Linked DNA regions of Homo sapiens: region 1 is linked to region 2. A link is a loop called in an ENCODE intact Hi-C map of the cell type or tissue named here. Cell type or tissue: heart left ventricle. All regions are shown on one strand. Each heading gives the region's core, and the rest is flanking DNA. Links, peaks and the distances in the headings are about the cores only.

Evidence for each region. A loop is a pair of places that touch in the nucleus more often than their neighbours do. Peaks named below come from ENCODE experiments on the same cell type or tissue, not always from the same donor. Only the 100,000 strongest peaks of a DNase experiment are listed, where the experiment ranks them.
Region 1: a loop joins it to region 2, with 2.0 times the contacts of the local background. A loop is called at or near these places in 11 of 110 quality-filtered maps.

The regions. Positions count from the first base shown.
Region 1 is chr7:93,143,584-93,146,511 of GRCh38, reverse strand. SAMD9L (sterile alpha motif domain containing 9 like) reads left to right here. Exons shown (of 5, transcript NM_152703.5): 3 at 472-1,127; 4 at 1,679-1,780. Among named protein-coding and RNA genes, the nearest start is that of SAMD9L, 3.3 kb to the left of the region's middle. In heart left ventricle, for the core only: no CTCF peak of the experiment used is centred there; no DNase peak of the experiment used is centred there; H3K4me3 peaks cover 161 bases.
Region 2 is chr7:93,226,997-93,229,924 of GRCh38, reverse strand. It overlaps a transcript of HEPACAM2 not described here. Among named protein-coding and RNA genes, the nearest start is that of HEPACAM2, 2.0 kb to the right of the region's middle. In heart left ventricle, for the core only: CTCF peaks have their summits at 1,288 and 1,489 (motif pointing right); no DNase peak of the experiment used is centred there.

The DNA.
Region 1 (2,928 bases), core at 248-2,747, 84 kb after region 2:
AAAGAAATTTGTCCTTATGGAGTGCATAGAATAATGGGTTGGACAGAAAATAAATAGGTTAAAATATATAAAATATTTGCTGCTTGTAAGTCCTAAGTAGATAAAAAATGAAGCCAGAAGAGGGATAGGAAATGTTGGGAGGTGGGATAAAGTTTTCAGTAGGCTGGCCAAACAGTGCCTTGCTGAGAAGGTGACATTTGACAAAAGATCTCAACAAAGTGAAAGAGTGAGCCCTGCTGGTATCCAGGGACATTCCAGGAAGGGAAAACAAGTGTAGTGGCTGGAAACAGGGGCAGGTGCTTCCTTCAGGAAGCAACGAGGAGGTCAGGGGACTGGGCCAGATTTAGAGGGAAAAATAAAAGACCTAATATCAGAGGATTAGCAGGGTACCAGATTGTGTGAGGCCTTGTCAGATGGAAAGCCACAGACAGGGTTGGACACAACATTGATATGATGTTTACATTTTAACAGGGTCATTCCGGCTGCTTTTTTGAGAAGTCCCTGAAGAGATCAATAACAGCAAGAGGGAACCTGGCAAGGAAGCTATTCCTATAATCCAGGAAAGAGATGAGGAAGGCTTGGACCAGGTGGTAGTGGTGTCAGGTAGTCAAATGCTGGGTATATTTTGAAGATACACCCCATAGGATTTGCTCCACATTGAATGTGGAATGCTGGAAGAGAGATAAAGTGTACCTGTCACATACTTTTTGAGTTTTATTTATTTTCTTAGAAGTAAGTACACAAAGAGATGCTACCTAGGAGAAGGGTATTCTTTTCACTATTCTTTCAAATTTTCTGTATGTTCAAACATTTTCATAGTAGAAAGTTGGGGGGAAAATCTGTTTCATAAACATTTCCTCAGCAGCAGTCCAGTCTATTGCATTTTAATTGGTTGTGATATCATTGTTTTATGCAATACGTTCTCAACAAGTATATCCTCCGGCAAACTGAACAAGGACCAAGTCTGTTCTGCCTACAGCTCTGCTTCCTCATAGCTGCTTTCCAGAACGTGACTCTTGCAAATTATCAAGAAAGGGGAACTAATCTAAGGGATCCAGATCAAACAGCCTCATGAAGACTTATTTTATGTTTCTAATATAAAGATAGAAGTTTTCAGAAAAGCCCTGGTAAGTTTCTAATCATTAAAGTCTTGTTTAATCAACTCTCTTTAAAAGCTATCTTTAAAAACTAATTATAAAAAGTAAAACAGAACTTTGAAAATGAACATACTTGCAAGTGTGCATAAGCTATTTCTTATGAAACCATTTTAAAAGGAATGAGAAATATCACTATTTTTATATGAGAATCAATAGATGTAACTTGTGCTGATTGCAGAATTTTTAAACAAGAAACTTTCCAGCAAGCATGGTGACGGTGCAGCATATTTCTAGAGGTGGAAAGCTCTGGGGTGAGGCTAAAAAACCTGGGTAAAACATAGACCAGGAGATCAGGAATCCAAGCATACAAAACCATGTAGAAAATTGTAGCCATGTGCAGCTATGCCATACTCTGTCCTATAAGTTACATTTAATTAAAGAATAAAATCCTCCAAGGTTTAGCCATCATTTTATGTAAGACTTTTATGCACATCTAGCTTGTATAGAGACTATGGGAGGAAATACATAATTTGAACTTGCACTTCAAGAAAATAAAACTAACTTTTGCTTTGCGATTTCAGCTACACAGAGGATCAGAGCAGGGGTGGGCCTGCTGGGCTGCAGCTGGGATTCTGAGCATCCTTTCCCGGAGGCACGGAAAGTGAGTGAGTGAGCCCAGTGAGGTGAGTGAGCCCAGTGAGGCCCAGCCTCCTAGACATGATGGTGAGCACCAGAGCTTGCCAAGGGCAGGCCAGTTTGATCCTTCCTGCTTAGTCCCTAAAGAGAGAAAAATAATAGTCCTTAGGCAGTAGATCCTAAAATTTATTATCTGTAGGGGATCCATTCCAGGACCTGCGCAGATACCAAAACCTGTACATGCTCAAATCCCTAATGTGAAATGGCAAGGTATTTGCATATAACCTATACACATCCTCCCGTGTACTTTGAGTCATCTCTAGATTAGTTATAATGCCTAATACAATGTAATATTATATAGTTGTTATACCGTATTTATTGTTTAGGGAATAGTGACAATAAAAACAAGTCTTTACATTTTCAGTACAGATGCAATTTTTTTTTCAAATATTTTCAATCTGTGGTTGATTGAACCCACAGATGTGGTACCCACTGATAGGGAGGGCCCAGTGTACAAATAAAGAGAACTCTGTGTTTCAAAATTATCCCAGAACAGAATAGAGTTAAGGTGAAGGTCTTCTGCCCAGCTCCAACCAGAGCAGCTACACCTTTATCCATGTTAGATACAGTGGTTTCAGGTGCATTTATTTGAAGAAGCAGAACAAAAACAAGCAATAGCTAAGACAACACTAGTTCTGGTCCAATTTTCCTATATTATAAGTGGGAAAACAGGCTCACTGAGAGGAGACATAATTTAATCGTGACATCATTTTTCTGATCACAACTCCTCCACCTTTATACACACTGTGTAGCTTCTTGCTAAACATGAAAGCCCTCATGTTTAAAACTATGCCTGCAGTCTAGGGTGTAAGGTTTAAGTCACAGAAAGAGCCAAAGGGTTATGTCAAAGCATTATTAAAGACTTTTGCCCAAATCACTGTCACCTGAATTAAATAACAGTTCCAACTACCTATGGATTATAGATCATATAAGATGCTTATAATTGACAGAGGGCAAAATTCACATGAAAGTAATATTGAATACATAATAGCTTCAAGTTGTTAAATATATTCTCAGCTACCAATGGGAAATGGTGGAATTCTGGCTGAGAAATATTTTTATGTTATATGTTATCATACTAACACATGATGTAGTAACAGAAGAAAAGTGAAGAAGCAGGTCGGTAGGTAGATGT
Region 2 (2,928 bases), core at 101-2,600:
ACCTTAACACTATATGAAATAATTGAACCTTACGTTATTCATTTCTATCTGTCTACGCTCAAAAAAACAAAAAACTTGGCATCCTAACAAACACTTTTTAAAAGGTTGGACATGCTGCTATTTCCTTTCCAATTTTCAAAAAGGTATTTATTTTTAAGATTTATTCAGGACTTTCACATTTACCTGAGAGCTGTTGTTAGTGATAGTCCAGTGCAAAATAATGGAAAGTTTAGATGGTCTGCCACCAAATCCTGGGGAAGGTTGGCTGGATACCAATTCCTTGGTAAAGGAGTGCAGAGCCAAGAGTTAAGTAAATTGATCTGATTCAGAACAATAGGATTAGTAGTAAAGTAGGATAAGGGCATATTACTAATGGCCCAAAACAGGAGGAATGTCTGGAAGCTTAAATAAAAGCTGAGATCCTGGTTTGATTAGAAAGATAAAATTTCTTACCACTCCACAAATACCAAAGCAGTGGAGAGATGCAGCCCCTCCAAGATGATATGACTACACTTCTTGAGCAGGCCATAACAGAAAACAGAACACTTGCCAAAGGTAAAGTAGTGACCTAAAGAGGTGCCCAGGAAGAAGACATTACTGCTTAGTATTTAGCAGCCATATAAGATAGATCAAGGCTTCCACGAGGCAGCTTTGTAGACTTTACAGAAGTGAACACTAGCACAGGCATAGGCATATGTGATAGCCTCCTCTGGCAGCTAACTCTCCCTGTAAACTGGAGAGAATCCACTAATTACAACAATAAGAAACATTTCTTTCCCCAGTTCTTATTCCCCACTGTTCTGCATCTACATTGACCTTGGCATTTCACCACCTCTCCTTAATTGTTTCTGCCACTGCAAAACATGCGTGTGCTAGCTACTTGTGATTAAAAATGTGGATGTTTGAAATGCATGCAGCAGACATTTACTGTATGAAGTAATACCAGTCTGCAATTTAAATAAACTAGATTGTAAACTGTGTAGTGTGATTTGAGAGGTAATAAAAATCCCTGCCCCCAACAAACATACACACACATACACACACACACACACACACACACCCTCCTGCACAGGAGTATATGTGTCCATATCCCATTGTAAATGCACGTGGACACACACACGCATACTCTATCCCAGTGGCTCCTTACATTGCTTGCAGTTTAATCACCGTGGATATAGATTGTTTTAGGTTAATCAGCCTTCTCATTTTAAATGCAAATATAACTAAGATTGGTAAACAGTAACACTACAGGCCCTTTTTTCCTGACTGGAATGATAACAGCAGAACTTCCCAGTGGGTTACAGGTGTGATGTGAGATATGGATGGTAGGAAAATTCTTATAATTATAAAACCTTCAAACTATTTTTAAGAATCATGTAAAAATTAACAATTGTTGAAGTTAAGCTTGAGCACTCTTTTTCTCACTTCCTGTGTAAACATGTTGAAATCAGAAGTTACTCCAGCAGGTAAGAGTTTATATCTACAGTTTACCACTAGAGGGCGCTTTGTCATGATTATCCCAGTAGCCCTTTCCCTAGATGTGCCGTATTATATTTCAATATGTGCCATGAAATAAAAAGATTACAAGTAAGATTCATATGGCATTTATTTTTTAATGTAGCATCTACTATCACCTTATGTCATGAAACAGGGAATATTTTCAAATACAACAAAGAAAATCTCAGAATAAAAAACTCCTTTATATTGAGTATATTTAACACTAGGGAAAAACACAGTACATTGTCTTTATTTCTCTTTTTGCCAGGGACCCAACAAACTTCATTATAATCCAGCACTAGATTGAAAAACACTGAAAACAGCTAATTTGATAACGGCAATTGGAGATTAATATCAATCTAAAAGATGTTGGGGGAACCTATGTGATATCTGTAGAACTTCCATATTACTTTCCAAATTGTATTTTGTGCAATCCAATATTAAAATTTATTTGTATTTCTTACGCATCAACTGAGAATCGTAAGACGGGCCAAGGAGCACTTAGAGTTTTGTTTTCTGGAGAAACAACTTAACAAAAATACCAGTTAAGCATTATGCTACGTGCCCAACATCCATGAATGAATAAGATTATTCTCTGTATTCGAGAGCTCAGAGGGAAAATAAACATCCAATAAAATAAAGATTAAGGAGATAAGTGCTGCAATAGATGTGTGTACCAGATTTAGAGACAGTGCAGAGAAAGTTGTGGCATTGTTATTATTTTGCAGGGAGGTGGGGGAAGCATGAGGAGCTCTTGCCATTTTTCTGAAGCATGGAGGGATCTGAAAGTGACTGATCTCTGAAGAGGACTTCGTTTTCCCAATAGTCACTTACTTTCTTTGCTTATAGAAGTCCTTCTAGAAGAGTTCAGAGCCCTAATGCAAAGAGTGTTTCCAAACTTGGATTCCAAAGTTACTATCATTCCTTTTTTACTTTAATTATGCTTGAGGTATAGTCTTCCTTCCCCTCTTATCATTGAACTTCTTCAGTGGGCCTTTACTGTTAAAACTGATGCATGCAAGGAATTTTCCTTGATTTGATGATTTGATGCAGATTTGGATATATCCTTAACATTTTATATAACAAGGCTAGAACCAGAGCCTTCTTGCAAATAGGGGTTAACTAATAACTTAGTAAATTAAGCGGACATGCTTAGACTATCTGCTGCCATGACAATGGAGAGACCAGGTTGAAAACCTGTAACCTGGACACTGCAGTAGAGGTAAGATCTTTTCTAGATCATTGGTTCACTTCCTCTATGCATCAGCTGTGAAAATGTGGCCTCAGATACTATCTCCTGGCATGCACTTTTCATTATAATTATGCATGGTCCATGCCTCAGTCCCAGTTGGAAACACACCTGTGATTTGCTTTTAAAAATAAGATGAATTCAAAGATTAAATGAAATCAGTCATTGTAATAGGAAACACT